Regions from separate parts of the Homo sapiens genome. Here region 1 is linked to region 2. A link is an interaction called in ENCODE POLR2A ChIA-PET data of the cell type or tissue named here. Cell type or tissue: GM12878. All regions are shown on one strand. Each heading gives the region's core, and the rest is flanking DNA. Links, peaks and the distances in the headings are about the cores only.

Region 1 (8,566 bases), core at 360-8,359, 53 kb after region 2:
AAAAGAAAGCTTTCAGTCTTAATTCAGACATTTAATTTGTTCATGTATAATGCAATATTAAAAGATCTTAGGACTTTCGTTAAACATGGAGAAAAGACGGTCTTAAATTCAGCGTGGCCGGGCGCGGTGGCTTACGCCTGTAATCCCAGCACTTTGGGAGGCTGAGGCAGGTGGATCACCTGAGGTCAGGAGTTCGAGACCAGCCTGGCCAACATGCTGAAACCCTGTCTCTACTAAAAATACAAAAATTAGCTGGGCATGGTGGCACATGCCTGTAGTCCCAGCTACTCGGGAGGCTAAGGCAGGAGAACCCAGGAGGTAGAGGTTGCAGTGAGCCGAGATTGTGCCACTGCACTCTAGCCTGGGAGACAGAGCAAGACTCTGTCTCAAAAAAAAAAAAAAAAATTCAATGTATTGCTTTTTCTCAGTTGCCTTACTAATTAAATCTGCATCCTTTGTATTTATTAATCTATTTATATATTTATTCTTTTTCCTGCAGTCCCTGGATGGCTTTGTATTTGCACTAAATCAGGAAGGAAAATTTTTGTACATTTCCGAAACAGTCTCCATCTACCTAGGCCTCTCACAAGTAAGTAAAACAATTTTAGATTCTTGGCAGCGATTATGAAGCCTTCTTCAGCCTCATGTTTTTCCTTCTTCAAGGAATATTCTGTTTAGCATGAATTATCAAATGTATTATTTAATGGCTTTACCTGACTGTTCTCTCAAAGTCAGTGAGAAACCTGTGTGTCAGTGTTGAACATTCAGAATAAACTTGTGCTCAAAAACTTTAGTTCCGCTCCCCACCCCCCAAGGATCATTATTAATTTATCGAGAACAAATGAAGTTTCTTCCCTTGGTTGTTTTGAACTTTGAAACCTCTGTGCCCAGTAGGAGAGGGACACACTAATAGTGCTTCCCTTGTGTCCTATTACTGGATGTTTATGGAGTACCCTGCATTATCCTGGGAGCTGACACAATGGCAGGAGTCATTTGGAGTCAAGAAATGCCGAAAGAGACCATTAAAATGCGTTGCAGGGAGGGTTCCAGCAAGGATATATTTTGCTGCCTTTGCAAATGCTTCCTAATGCTGAAAGATGATTTCATAAAATAAGACAGCTTTTCATTATTTGCCATTTAATTACTCACATGTGTTTTTCGGAGGGGAAAAGAAAAGAAAATGGAGGCTGATGGGCCAGGGACAAAAATCCTGGATGTTACTTCTCGATATTCCCCTGGAACACAAAAATTTAAGTTCCAGTGAATGCCAAGACACGGGCTGCATCTGGTGAATGCCAAAATATCCTGAAGCAAGGTTTGCACTTCAGCTAATTATCCAGATGTTTTCTCCATAAAAATGCTGAACATCTGGGTATTTGCGCCCATACAGGTGATTGGCTGAGTTTGACCCCTTTCATCTGGTAGTTTGGCATGAGGAAAACACTGCCTCAGTGGGAGGGATTTTGTGTGTGTGTGATAATCTGCCAAGTTGGATAATCTACCGCTCGTTCAGTTGCCCCTTGAAGCTAGAGATAGAGATAAGATTTGTCTCTCTCCTTTAAAGCAGGACCTACCCCAGACTCGTTGCTTCTGAAAGTTGGCACAGCTCTAAGGAGACATCCAGCAAGGCTGGACTCTTTTGGCTGTGAGTGAGTTTGCTGGGTAATAGCTAAATCAAGAAAGACATTGGAAAATAATAGAGAGAGAGATTTGGCATGTAAGGAGGCTTGGGGAAGGAGGAGAAACACTGCCAAATTTGATTATTTACTGTTGAGAATCCAAACAAGGGTCTGGTCTGTTAATGCCTTTTGAAGAACATGCAAGCTCTCAGCTATAGTGTGTGGAGTAATTCTATTTTATGTGGACTTTAGCAAACCAAATGATAGAAACCGAGCTTTTGTTAACTCGGTATTACTATTCTTGTATCTTATTGAAAGATCTGGTTTTGTAATAGCCTTTAACAGACTTTAAGCCTTGTCTTAATCTGTCTGGGACCTAGTATTGAGAATCTTCAATTTTGAAATCGGTGAGCCACCATGTCGCGATGTTGTTATTACCATACAGAACTGGAAACACCACTGTTTGTTGTTCTGCAATGCACATATTCATGTTTCATGCAGGGTATCCAGCAAAGTTTAATAAGCCAGTAAAGAAGAAGGGTGAATAATTAGTTTAAGCAGGTAAATGCTAATTAGGGAACTCCTGAAAAGCATCCATTATATACTAGCTCAAAACACATTTTACAGCCCTGCTTAGTGGTGTAATCCAAATTCTGTCAAGGCAACTGCATTTTCTGTAATTGAGATGTGTATGTTTGCTTTGCATAACAGATGGCTCTGTATGCTTAGACTGATAGCTAGGAAAATAATAATTGCATTATTCTGGCCAAAAGAATATTAGCTCTTGGGTTTTGGCCATTTCAGTCAGTCCTCCTGCCAGCACAGCATATGCACATATATGGATCGGATTTTCAAGGAAATTGATGCATCTGGAATAGTGCGGCCATCTGAAATATCATCTGTTCAAGAAAAATTTGGCTTTAACCCTATGCTGGTTTCTCCTTAAAAGTATTTTATTTAGCTGCTTTTCTACTGTATCATTAAGTAAAATCTGAGACAAATAATTGACGCTTCTGTGAAATAAAGCAACTGTGTAGACATGGTACAGTATCTGGCAATTTTTGTGCAGTCAGTCCTTGCTTTTATATATAATGGGTTTTAAAGCACGTACCAGTAGTCGGCATCTTGACTTATCCAGGGGCAGACCCTGGCCAAAATGTGCCATTGCCTTCTTCTCCTGTGGTGGATGTGTTCAGTGTTGGCAGAAACTGTCAAATATGCAGGTAGAGGCTATGAGATAGGAGACATGGGCCTTCATTTGGCAGCACTATACAACTGAATTGATGAGGGGTCAATCAGTAGAAAGTGATTTTTGCATATACCAATTTATGTATTTAAAAGTGATTTTTGCGTATACCAGTTTATGTATTTAGAGTTCAAAACTAAAGCTTAAGTATAGTTCTGCATTAATATGAAAAGAATCTGATAAGAACATGATATATTTTTAAAAGCCCAAAGCATGAGGGAAAAACAAAAAATCTATGCTAAAACTCTGGAAAAGAGTTTTCAACCCAGTTTGAGTCCTAATAGAGAAATAGAGGTCCCCAAGATACAACTCTTTCCAAGTTTCATCAATGCCCTTTTTCAGTTTTAGGGGTTGTGGGGTGATATACAAAGTAAATATACTCTAAGTAAATTAAGCATTTGTTCTTTTATGAGCACACACACACACACACACCCTTAATCAAATGCAAACCAAATGCTCTGCTTGTATGCTACAACTTTGGCTAAGTGGTTATTCTATCAAATTCTAGACAGTGATAAGGAATCTGTAAAGTTATGGACCCTCCTTTCCTTTCCAAATAGTTTTGTTAAATAAAGACAATGTGTAACTCTGTCATCAAAGACTTGTCCAGTGAAATTGTTCAGGAGGACTGTGAGCATGTCAGTTTGTTACAGAGCATAGCTATGTCTGTATTGCTAACTCTCAAGATATCCCTTCCTCAGTTTTATTTTCTTTCAATGTGTACATAAATGTGGTGGCTTTAAAACAGCTTATGCTCAGGATAGAATTAGGATTCTTTTTTGGCTCACAAGAAAACAAGATAGGGAAACTTCTACTGAGCTCTGTTGTGTAGCATGGGGATAGAGACAGCCAGAGCGGATTTTCTCTTTGACTCTCCCTTGGGTGGGACAGCTCCTGGTGTCCAGGGCATGTGCATGCCAGGTATTCTCTTTAAAGTATTCTCATCTTGTTGTAATTATGGGAATGAGTGAATGATGATGATTTCTGAAGCTCCTCAACAGTCCTCTTGACTTTGCCAGATACACATACATACACACACACACACACACACAGAGAGAGAGAGAGAGAGAGAGAGAGAGGAGAGATGTATATATTTAACCTAACAACATCCAAGAACTGGTTTCAGGTTATAGAAGTATGCACTGTTGACTTGCTTTCCTGTGTAAAAATGATGCCCAGTTACTCACCAAGAGGCCTTATCTTAAAGGAAGATTCCCACATACTGATGCTGAGTTTGGCTTGCATAGAGACTGAATAACTTGTTATACCTGATGATGGCATTCAGAGCTGTTCATGACAGCTCTGCTTTCTAGCTATAATGGAACAGGCAGAAGTGAAAATGAATTAAGAAAACAGAATGGGTTCCCTAACACTGAAAATGTAGCAATGATATATAGCCAGCGTTTATGAAATCTCTTCCAAAATGTAAGGGGCTTAATCGCCAAAGAATCCAAAAGAGACTTTACATGATAAATAAAAAGTATTTCTAGTTGATACAGGATTTAAAGCTTAGAGAAATATTTATTTGTTGGCTTATACTCTCCTCTTTCCACAAAGGATTTCAAATAGCTTACATAAACACATATGATAAAAATAATGTCAAAATAGAACTAGGGAATAAGGAAAAGGAGATAAGCAAAAGTAGGTAAACTGTTACCACATAGTAGGAAAACACAACAAAGAGGCTCATAAAAAGACCATTTATTATAAATGGTCTTTATTAAAGTTTCAGATGTAACCATGAGCTTCATGGTAACCAAAGCAAAAAGGGAAATCCAGTAAACCATCAAAAATGAAAAACCATTGTTTCTTAAGGAAGGCAAAGTTTTTCTGGGACTGAAATCTGAAAATCTCACGTAGGATTTTGGAAGAGCTAACCTGTAGATTATGACATTGATTTGCTTCCACTGGAGTCCATATTCACAGCAAGGCTGTCGTGATCTACACAGCAAACACAAAGACCCAAATTACAAATCTCATAAGCAGGCAGAAGCCCATTCCCCGCCAGCCATAGCTGTGCGGAAGACCATCGGAGAGCGATGTTCTGTTCCCGCATCCAGGCCTCACAATAGCATTGGCTAGTTTGGTGGTTTACAGGGTTTCAAACTGGCTTTCCTTCACCCATACTCACATCCTGCATTTTCTTCTAAGCCCTCATGAGAAATTCACATTATCGTTGCCAGAGGCAGAGGACATGAGAGACTCAGTTAACCAGAGAATACAATTGGACTCACATCCTCTGAAAACATTTTTTCTGGAAAGTGAGGTGAGACAGGATAATTCTGATGCACACCTATCCCAGCAAAGTGCATTCAAGTTAATATAGGGTCCTGTTTACAACAAAAATGAGATCTAGAGCAAGCCAGGAAATTTACACATTTGTATGGGGTGATACCATTAGAAAATACCCTACGTGCCAGCTAAAACCTCTCTTGAAATGTGTTCTAATCACCCCCCACTGCCTCCAGTCCCCTCCTGCACATAATGAGTCACTTCCCTTTTTCTCACCAAGTCCTCACCCTTATATAAGGTATTTCCTGACTATTGTAAGCCAGCCAGAAGGTAGCTGCAGACAAGGTTACAAATTGGCTTGATTCAAGGCAGCTTGCTGAAAAGGGCAGGGTGGCTGCAGATTATAATAAGAGTTAATAGAGGTGAAGGTGAAAGGGGGTAAGTGGTTGTTTTAAATTTGGTATTTTTTTTAAGCCATGCAGATATATTTGCCATAAACTCCTTTCCTTATCCTGTTGTTCATCTCCATATTTTAGATTTCTCTGCATTTGTTATATAAAATGGCAAATAAAATTACAGCTACAGCACACAAGTACAAGGTCAAATAAATGACAGAGCTCAGTCTATTTGTGAAGCTATTCTGAAAGGGAACCATGGTGCCAAATGTGGTTTATTTGAATAATAAAGAAGAATTAGATTCCCCTGATAACTTGGCCGAGGGCCAATAAATCACTGGAGGTTAAAGATGCTTTGCAACCGCCATGTCTTTCTTTTGCTTTTCCAAAGTGCAAGGCTCACTCTTCCATTCTGTGTTTTTCAATGCAAATCAAGTTGAGGTTAGTATGTGGCTAATACTCTTACTTCCCTGCTTGTAGAAGATATATATATTTCTTTAGTGGGGTTGAAAAAAAAAAGAAGACATTAGCTTTCCTTGTAAGTTATTATTCTTGTTTGGCATCATGACATCCTAAAGAGCTGGAATATAAAGACAAAAAAGGTATTATTTCAACACAGCAGAGGGATTACAATGATGGAGCCAAGTGTTAGCATTTTTGCAGTTGGTGTTCTAAATGTATTCAATGCTAGGATAACTGGAGTTCTTTTAATAAATGAATGCAAATACTGCTTTATGGCCCCCCTTTTCAAAACGTTTCAAGTAGACATACCTTAATTTTTTTAAAAAAAAGCAGAAAAATATATAATTTTCTGCAGCTTGTGACCACCCCCCTGCCACCCCAACCAGCAAGTCTACATTTGTCTCCTGTACACTAATCATGAAAAGTTCATCACTTCTGGGTGTAACAAAGAAAAATGCCCTTTTGAATGTGGAAGCTCTGAGGGTTTGGAGACTATTGAGAAAATATAAGTATCAAAATAATTCAGAAACAGTACAAGGCACAGTGGCACATTATCAATTTACAACATTTAAATTGATAAATGCTTGGTGGTGAAGGCCTACAAGGGCACTTTGAAAAGCAAATAGCGACCTGGTGAAGAAATTGATTTTTCCCCCCCGAAAATGACTGCATGATGCATCATTTGACTGCATGCTGTCCGAGTGCTTGACAGAGATAATCTCAGCAATCCCACGGGTGACCTTATCGTTCTCACCAGGGCAACTTTGTCTACGTTCTGACTTTGTGCATGTCAAGGTTCCTCCCGGCAGGATCCTTGGGGGAAAAAGTTCCTCTGTTCGATCCAGATATTGAACTGCTCGTTCTTCCCCCCTTTTCCTTCCACCCCACCCTTCCAAATAGGCAAACACGCCTCTTTATTTCATCCATAATTATGAACGAGCCAGGCAGAAGAATACAGCTCTGTGCTCTGTATCTTTGTTGAAGCTCCTAATGCCTTTTAGTTCATAGTTCTTAGGTGATCATCTATATTGGCAGGGATCTTTTCATCAGAAAGAGTAGAAAAAATCCCTAATGTTCTCCTATAATGCATCGCCACCTTGAGCAGAGTGGAAAAACCTTACCAGTTTCTTTCTTCTCTGTAGTTGCAGGGTGTTTTATTTTCCTCCCTCCCCTGTCATCTTTACATAGAACCCTTCTGAAACTGTCTTAAGTCATACATGTCAGTATCTAACAATATTATTCTCTTGCAATCCAGTGATTTAAGGTATTTCTCTTATAACCTTAAAATTATGTAACAATGACATAAGGCCCAGAAAACATGTCACCTGTGCTATTTGGCTTTGAATCCCAGTGGCAGCCTCTTTGCAGAGATTTGATAGAATCCACAGGGCTTCTTCAGGACCGTTGGTGTTTGGAAAGTATTTTTCTTCCACAGGGTAATAATCGACAATTTTTTTACGCCTAGAATTTTTCTGTTGATATGTATGGATGTGTGGATGTGTATGTCTGTTGATCAGTAATCTTCCTGCCACACAGCTTGTCGTTGATAATTACAATTCTTGATTAGCCACTTCTTGAAAGCAGCAAATACCCTGCCTGGTGTGGCACCCTGAAGCTTCAGTCCCCACTGCCTCTGACACCCTCAGTTCACCATATTCAACCCCTTTTACCTCCTTCTTTCATCCACAACATTAATTCTGAGTGAACAAGACGTGCTTCCTTGCTTTTGACAAGATTTGCTGCAGTCTCATGCGACAAAAACCCAACACTCATTCCAGATTCAGAAAGTAGGATTTATAACAGCATTTTAATTTAATGTTGGATGTCGAACATATAAAGAGATCACAGTAGTACTAGAGCTGAAAATTGATGCCTTTTTTATTAGTGTCCTCTCAGAAGTGGGTGAGACGCTGTTTGTGCAATGGAGCACAGAGCAGCACAGTCAGATGAATGAGGATATGCTATCTGCAAGGAATCATATTTCAAGCCACTGTCGGCCTCTATTGATGTGCTCAGAGTTGAAAGGTTATGCTAGTAAATGCCATCCGAATTTCCAGCATTAGAAATCGGTAGAATAATCTGCTGGCTGTCACTCTATGCTTAGCCTGAATGCACTGCGTGGGGATGTTTTACTTATTTTAACTCCAAATTAATTTCTTATTACAGGTGCATTTCTTTCTCTCCTCATGCTTTCATCAGTGCCCAAATGGGACTGATTTTTAACAGGTCTTCAGAGTAGACCACTATCTGTGAAAGAGAATGAAAGAAATGTGCGTCATCATACGTGAGAATCATGTTATTCTTATTTGTTCCTTTGAACATATTTTTCCAGACAGTGAGGCTAAAACACAGGAAGTTTGTGCACAGCGAGCTGTTCTTGTTAGACTGAATCATAGAATCTCAGGATAATTCAAGATAAGCTTACCATTTTCAAATGTATGAATCGAAAACCTACATTGCTTCTTAATTTCTGGACTTAAAGTGAGCAAGACAAAAAAAGGAAGATGGAGTATTCTTCATTTTATAGTTGAAGAGATCTAAAGTCAGAAAAAAAATACTTTGTAAGGAGCTAGTTCATTTTATTTGTGTGGATTAAACAGTATTTTCAGATT
Region 2 (8,566 bases), core at 314-8,313:
TTTATTGTGATTATCATAAGCATTAAATATTTATTGACTATCTTGTTGTGCATATCACAAGGGAATAAAAATTCAGGTCTAGGTAGATTACTGTGTAGGAAGACAGTCTCCCCCCTAATTCCCCACACTTGAAGTAGGAATTTGTATGTTTTCTATTTATTTTTCTCCGTACTGCTGAAGGTCTTATTTCACTCCTTCTTGACTTTTAAAATTTCCTCCTATTCAATTGTAAACTTTTGAATCATTGAACATTTTGAATCCAACTATTAGCTTTTAAGTTTTAATCAGGCCAAAGGAGATCAACAATAAACTCAGATTGGAAAAAAAAAAATTGTATTGCTCCATGAGGAGTGACGTAAAAGAGCCATCTCTACTTCAACACATGAAATGTTGTGGGTGATGGACTATGATGTTCATTTTGTAGAATGTAATGAGCATGTGGAGTTTGTCACACCCCAACCCAAAGATCTAAGGATATTTCTGATATATTTGGGATGTTAGCCCAAGTAGAGAACGTAAGGATAGAATGCAGTTTTTTGGTTACCGGAGAGAAGTTAATGGAGGAGAAATGTCTCGTCTCAGAATTTGCTGCTGTTTTCCTTTATGTTTCTAGTAATATCTATTTGTGATCAAATAGAAATAGAAATAAATACCTTAGACTGCCATCTTGTGCAGGAAGTAAAACAGCAGGACATTCAAGTAAAAAAGAGTTTTATGTCTGTTTATTTGTGGCCTTTGAAACCTGCTTGATCTTTTCAGTCTTTTTGATCCTGAAGATGTTTGCCCACACCCTCCTTGTATTTTGTTCTCTGAATTGTTCATTGTTGTTCTTTCCCAAGCATAGTAAGGTTATTCTTTTTATTATATAACTAGTAGAAAGAGGCTTTGAAAATTTTCATTTTCAAATGGAATTCCAATTCAGTTTTAGCCTACTGTTCTCCCTCATTCTGAAATGTGCCCTGACCATGGAACATGGAATTTCTATCTAATTTTACAGAATTCAAATTATCGAGTTCTGTTTGCAAAACATTCTTGCTAAATTTCTTTGTCTAATAAATATCAAGAGTTAATTTTTCTCTGACAATGCTGTTCTCTTTTACTTCTGGTTTGGAGTCTGTGTTTTTGTACTTTCTCTTTGCTTGTTCATGGTACACACACATAAGCACTTTCTGGTTTTGATGTGCGATTAGTTTCCATCTTTAATGTGGATGTGGGTATATGTGGGTGTGTCTCTGTCATTTTTTTAAGACTAAGCCTCTCCTTCCTACTCCCCCTACCCTCATCAAGACGCTGAGAGGCTCAAGTTGCTGCCAAGGGACTCTTCCATGAGAGCACTCAACTTGCCATGGAAAAGTTTGCTAAGGTGCCATTCAATCTCCTAGTCTCCATAGCAAATAATATTGCCATTGTTTCTCCAGGAAAAAGCAGCCCGCATTCAGGTTTCCATGTTTCCTATGTTATGGCAAAACCAGCAGAGAAACCTTCCCAGTCAAAGCAGAATAAAATTTACAAGCAGTTTGCTTGGGCAAAGGAGCCAACTGCACACACACTGCTTGCTGTTTAATTCAGAACAAAATCATATCTGTTCTTATAATTACGTGACAAATCACGCCTTCCAGATGCATTACCAAATGCCTGAAGAGGTGAAGCCTGGATTTTCCTCAGCACTATGAAGCAGTGAAGCAATGCCGAAAAGGGGGCTTAGGGGGATACTAAGTACGAAGATGTAAGTTTGAGGAGGGATAGATAGCCAGCCAAAACCAGATTTATTGAACTTGCTGTTTTACACCATGTAAATCCAAAAGACTCCAGAAAGTAACCTTCTCTTTCTCTGAAAAGTGCAAATAACTCTGGGGTGAGTTCTTAGCATCCAGGAAGCCAACCACACACAGGGCTCACACAAACGCCTGGTTGGCTGTCATCCTCCATTATCCTCAGAGGGAATCAGTAAACAGAAGCTGCTTACAGCCAGGAAGGAGAGAGCCAGGTAACACTCTTACTGCCCGTGTGAGAGTATATATGATCATTTTTAAAGTGTACTTGATTGTTTTCATGACCCCACACAATTTCCTAGGCCTCCCTTAACTGTGGTATAGCTGAGAAAAGAAAACATTCACATCTAGATGGGGTCAGAGGAGTAGAATGAGCGTGGGAATGACCAGACTTTGACATCACTCTCACCCCTGAGCCTTCATCCCCTGACAGGCCCATGGGAGCCCTTAGCTGCCCTGCGGTCTCTGGCATGAGGTCTCTGTTCATGCTCTAAGAGTGATTTTACTGTTTCAGAGGGTGGTGGCCTGTTTGTCCTTCTCAAGAAAGGTGTGGTTCTACTCAATATAACCTTTAAAGGTTATCCAACTACTTTTTTTTTTTTTACCTGAGACTATATCCTATATGTAAGTAAGAGGATTCAATAGTCTTAAGGGGGTGGTATTATTAGCATTATGATTTCTGTTGTTATAATTGATTCTTGATCATATATTGCTTTGTGTTATCGCTTGGCAAATCATATTACACTGATGACTCCTTTGTTTTTATTCAACTTGTTACATTTTAATATGTGATTCTGCCATACAGATTATGAACTTTTCTAGGGCAAGAACAGAAGAGAATCTAAGCGCTATAAAGGAGTTGAGCAAATATTTGACCTACTCTTTCTCTTCTCCTCTATTCCATTTTACAGATGAAAAAGCTGAGGACCCAGAAATACAAAATGACTTGCCCTGATCCAGTAGCTACTTGAAAGCAGACAGATCTAAGACCTGGATCTTAATTTTAATCTCACTGTCCTCTGCACCCTTCTCTTCTAGTTCTTTCTTGTACAAATGACTATATAATTAAATCCTTCATTATGTGGATTTTCTGACCTAGAGATTCAGACTGGAATGACTGAGGGTGTGCATTAGGCTCAGTTAAGGAGACCTGGAGGAGGAGGTGGGACTTCCTTGGGGCCTTGCGTAATTCACTAGGTACTTGGAAGGAAAGAGTAACAAGTCCAGTTACTCTGGTCTTCAGTGTACTGGCAAGATCACTGAACTAATGTCGGGAAACCTGCCTTAACCATGAAATTAGGGCATGACTTCTGAAAGCTCTTTATGACTCTTTAGTCCATAGAGCCTATATAGATAGACGCTATCAGACTATGTTTATGACTTTGTCATTAGAATCTCTTTTGTGCCAAATTCAACTTAAGAGTTGTTGTGATTCCTGAGCTGGCCTGTACACTTATTTTTAAACGGGGAACCTAGCATCAAATCTAAAGTCTACCCTCCAAAGCTTTTATATCCTGAACCTATGTGCATGCACACTTTTTGTTTCCCCTCCCCCAGCACGCCCCGGGATAATAAAAATCAGAGGTCTGACAAAGGAGGAGAGCTCTCAGGACATGCTCCTCCATAACGGTCTTGCAATTTCCAGTGCGAGCTGGAGCAGTGCGATGTGGTGTGTGGTTGGAAAAGCAGTTTGTTCTCTGCTAATGACAGCTGTGGATACTGAAATGAAGCACAGCAGGTGGGACAGCGGTACTCAATTTTCAAAATCTGTGCCCTAAAATGTGTTTGCTTAAACCTTGTCTCACCACCCTTTAGGGGCCTCCACATCCATCAAAACCAGACCCCAGGAAAGGAATTCAGGCTTCTATTTCTCACTAGCGCTTTCACAATCGCTGCTATGATTCAGAGGTTGTCTGGAAAGTTCAGTAGCCAAAAGTTCCCTCCTTCTTCCTAGAGTGATAAATTAAATCACTTCCAGTTCCCAGGGTGGGTGGAGGGGGGACTGGCCTTGCCTAGGTAGCCACAATAACTTTGAAAAGGACATACAATTCCTCACAAGCATGAGTTAACAGCATTATGTTGTAAGGAATTCATTTTCTCAAAATAATACATGGGTAAGGTGTTAATAATGCCATTGGCTGTTTCTGAAAGCCATGGATGAGGAAAGAAAAGTTTGCATTTTCTGCGTGTTGGAAGATTTTAAGCTTTTCAGGTGTAGTGCGTTACACTAAATTCTTACATTGACTTTTTATATAACGTGTGCTTACTGGAGAACTACCGCTTTCCCCTTCTAAGGTGAATGTGGATGCATGGTGTAGGTTTGTAGAGTGTTATTAAGATATTTAGAAAGTTGCAAGGCAAAACGTACCCCCTCAGGCAAATGACTGATGCTTTATGTGTTCTTCTTTACCAACATGTTGAATGATCTTTTTTCCTTTATGTTTTTCAGTGGTCACTTAGGCATAGGTAGAGGGGGTTAATGAGCTTTCAGCTCTTACCTGAGCAATTTCTTAGGTGGGTACCTCCAGTAATTCTGAGAGTGCTTGTGTTGTTTTAAGCTGGTGTTGAGTGGATAATTTACCAGAAACTCCTAGTTTCATAGTTCTTTTACTTTTTGAATGTTATTTTTCTTCAAGAAGAAAGTTTTCAGCACAGCGTTCAGGTGCCTTGTGTTGGGGGAAATCCTCTGAGAGCAAGATCTCCCAAGGGAGATGCAGATGGCACAGTTGTGAATTCAACAGACTTTGCAGAAACGCATCAGACTCTTCAAATCCAAATGCATTATCTTTCCATGTAATTCAATCACCTGTTATTTTATGGCTCTGTTTGATTTGATTAAAACCTCAGCAACCAAATCATTTGTATTATACATTATACAACTTCCTATTTTTATTTCCATCACTTTTGATCCCTTTCGGCAGGTTTCACCAGACAATTCAATTATGAACTGTTTTAGAAAAATTACAATTTAATCAATAAAGAGAAAGGGCCAAATTTCTAAACAAGATCGAAGGATATAAAACAGCACAAAAATTACCTTTATTTCAAAAGGTACATTTGGTGACATTTTTGGCATGTGGCCGCGCTGTTGTATCCTCTTTGGTGGTTAGATAGATGACAGCCACTAGTTTCTTGTGAATTAAAAGAATGTGATAGATAAAGACTTAATTAAAATAAACAGAATCCTGCTCACTGGTAGGCAGTGAACTCTGCCAAGAATTTTATGGGAAATAAATGAAGCTCCTGAACTTAAGAAGGGACAAAGAATGGAAGTATGTGCTTTGGTAGCAAGACTACTTGTCCTTGTATAGAAAGAATGAATTTTTTTTCCATGGGACATTTACTATGATAGCAGGTATTTTTGGTTTTGTAGCATTCTACTTCAGTGTGGCTCAAACATTAGCATGCATCAGAATCACCTTGGAGGCCTTGTTTAAACTCCATTGCTGAATCTTACTTGGAGAAATTCTGATTCCTTTAGGTCTAGGATGTGGCTAGTCAAGCTTCCAGCTTCTGCTGCTGGTCCACACAGCATGGGTTGAGTAGCACCACTCTATATAGGAACCAATTTTGAACAGTCTTGCACTTTTTTATTAGCTTGTCCATTGCCATGGTGACAGAAAGAATGCCTCTGCCATAGATGAACAGCACAAGCTTAAAGAAAAACTAGACTGAATCTTTTTTCCTATGTTAATTTGCGTTTGTTCATAGCATTTTTAATATCATACTAATTTTTAATCTTGGATCCAAGCTAGTTGGCTCAGTGTGTTTGTAAATACTTCTCCACATCAAATTTGTAGAACATCTTTTTTTTTCGCCCATTGAGGTCAGCATAGTCTGTGACATGGCATGTTGTTTTCCTGCCAACTCACAGAAGTGAAGAAATCCATTCAACACCCGAGAAAAGTTTTGTAGGACTTTACAGTGTTCCCTGCTTTGATCTGAAACAAGAAGAAGCTGACATTAGTCACGTATTTTACTTTAGACAGCTACTTCCAGATTTGTCAGATCAAAATATCTTATAAATGACTCAAATGTTATAACAAATGGTTCAAACCTCATGGCATTTGTGGAAAACAATTTAATGGGGTCCCTGAGCAGCTACAGGATAAAGAAATTTGAGTTATGAACTCTAGCAGCATTTTGATGTGGGGTTTGCATTCTGGTGTGCCTCTGTGTGTACTAAGTATTTCTCTCTTTGTAGAACTTCTGGTTTCTTCTGTGGCAAGGTCAGAAACAAACATGCCTGCATTTTCCATAGCCTCTGTGGCTTGGCAAGGAATTTATTTCTCGTAGATGTGGAACTCTCTATGTAGATATAAAGATGGAACCAACCTTAAAGAACATCTGATTTAGACTTCTTATTTTACAGATGAGAGAAAAAATACACTTCAGTGACTTTTATATCACTGTATATTTTTAAAGTGCCATTTCTAAATTTAGAAGGTTTTGAAAATTAATTTCAAGGTAGGTTCTTATGAAAAGGAAGTTAGTTGGTAACCCCCAATGTGTTTGCAATTTTGATGCTCTTTCTCCAGCAATAAGAAGTTTTACCTCGAATTCAGTGGATGAAAAGCCAATATCCTTAGCATAACTGTTTTTGTCATTGGTGGATGACAGAACTTTAAAAAGGAGACGTTAGGACCGTTCACTCATTGACAGAAGGGTTGTGGGGCACCTAGCCATGTAGTGCCTAGACTAGGTAAGTATTTTTGTCATGTGGTTTAACATGAAGTTGACAAAAATTTTTTCATTCCAATACTCATGAGCTAAGGTCACAGACAGTGGATTGATCAGATTCTAATGAACATATATATTCTAGTGAACACTGTACACATAGTTATCTGTAGTACTCTTCTTGGTAACAAATTAGAATTCTGTTATAAGACTGTCACACTAACACCACCACAATAATAAAAGTGATGATTTATTAAGTCCTTATGTGTCAGGCACTTTGCTAAGCACCTTGTATGATTTGTTGTCTATTAATTGTCACAGCCAGCCTTTGAGTACAGTAGGTATTGGTTCCATAATTATATAATGTTAATAAGTACTGTTATTATTTCCATCCTGTAAAAATAGAGCTGCACCTTAGGGAGGTCAAGTAACTTGCCCAAGTTCACACAGCTACGAAGTGGTAAAGCCAGGATTTAAAGCCAGGTCTTTCCATCATTCCAATCTATTAAACTCTGCCACCTTCCAAGGGAGTAAGAAGGATTATGTTCTCATGAATGAAGAGTTTAATACAAATTCAAGCTGAATGGGCAAGTGTTTTTTTCCTTCTTGACTCCTATGATTTGCTGCAGAGTTTTTTTGACAAAGAAAAAGCTCACGCTCTGGATTTGTGGGGACTTGTTATAAAAAGTCACTCTTTTTACTAGCCGCGATGAATGTATTTTTTCCCCATGGGGGAGAAAGGTTTGAGAGGGGTGAGGTGGTTAGAAGAAGTTGGAGGAGAAGACTTGCATGCCCAGGCTTGCTAAAAAGCATGTACCCCAGGCGCAAGAGTAATTGTTTAATAATTCTTCCTCCTAATATATTCATATCCACCGGGGGCCAGTTTGAGAGATGATTAGGTCACAAGTGAAATGAGTTTGGTGGTCTCAGCATAATCCCCCTTGGACATGAGTTCACTCACACAATTGCAGTACAATTTTGTCCATGTCTGCATTATTGTCTGCTTCAACTCAGGAGATGCTCAGAATTGAATTAACAAGGGGCTCCGGGTCAGTCTGAAGGTGTGCAGAGGCAACCCATGGTATAAGGAATAGTGCCTTGTCAACGGAGTTGCACATAGACAGGGCAGCTTGTCCCACACCTCTTTGTCTCTAAATCCAACCTCCTATCCCTCTCAAGTAGATAAACAGTGTACACTCTAAGTTTCCAGCCTCTCACCAAGTGAGGTTATCTGAGTCACAGATAAGGGCCATCCAGTTATTCCTGCTTTGCACTTAGACTGATTTGGATATATAACCTTTACCAAGACGATTGTGATGCCCAAATTGGTTGCGTTGCTTCCCTTGGTGAATATTCTTCTCCTAAAAAGGCATAAGTAAGTTGATGAGGAAGCAAAATCTCCTGAGAAGTTAAAAATAATTTAATCTTATCTAATCTCGTCAAGAAGGTTCCACAAAATTTAACAAATTGAATTTGAAATTAGAACATGAAAGAAAGAAATTATATCATGAAATAAAACTCTGTCAAATAACTAAAAGATCGTACTGTACCTTATCCTAAACACTTGCTACTCTGTCATAAAAACCTTTAAGATTGAACTGACATACCTGTGATTATTTCATTATATGATTATTATAAACTACTGGATAAATTACCCATTAAAGTCATTTTTAATCCAATTAAAATCATGACAGTTCTAGTTGACTCAATTCAGTCTCCTAAATCATCTGTAGAAAATACTGTAGAATAAATTAAGTGCCCAACAGTTAATGTCCTTTTGCACAGTATTTTAGAATCATAGATGTTTGGGACTAAAAGGGACTTCGTATTTAGTCTAACCCCATTTTATATGGAAGAAACTGAGGCACAGAGATTATGACTTGCCCAATGTTACACAGCGAATCTGTGACCAGAATCCAGGTGTCTTCATTTTTAGTTTAGTTCTGGCTCTGTCGAGCCAATTATTCTCATATTTTTTCAGCTGTAACATGCATGTGTGTGCACACACAAACACATAGCATGGCTACTTCCACACTCACTTCATACCCCTAGGTTATATTCAGGGATACCTACAATTCCCAGCATTCCAGTTACAACTTCATCTCCCTTCTCATTCC

Evidence for each region. Peaks named below come from ENCODE experiments on the same cell type or tissue, not always from the same donor. Only the 100,000 strongest peaks of a DNase experiment are listed, where the experiment ranks them.
Region 1: POLR2A ChIA-PET joins it to region 2 with 38 read pairs; 4 of 35 experiments call an interaction of 5 or more read pairs at or near these places.

Annotation. Positions count from the first base shown.
Region 1 is chr14:33,559,622-33,568,187 of GRCh38, forward strand. NPAS3 (neuronal PAS domain protein 3) reads left to right here. Exons shown (of 12, transcript NM_001164749.2): 5 at 500-589. Among named protein-coding and RNA genes, the nearest start is that of SNORA89, 150 kb to the right of the region's middle. RefSeq lists an enhancer at 4,915-5,444. In GM12878, for the core only: no CTCF peak of the experiment used is centred there; a DNase peak (open chromatin) is centred at 5,350.
Region 2 is chr14:33,506,696-33,515,261 of GRCh38, forward strand. The region is part of intron 4 of NPAS3 (neuronal PAS domain protein 3); the gene reads left to right. Among named protein-coding and RNA genes, the nearest start is that of SNORA89, 200 kb to the right of the region's middle. In GM12878, for the core only: no CTCF peak of the experiment used is centred there; no DNase peak of the experiment used is centred there.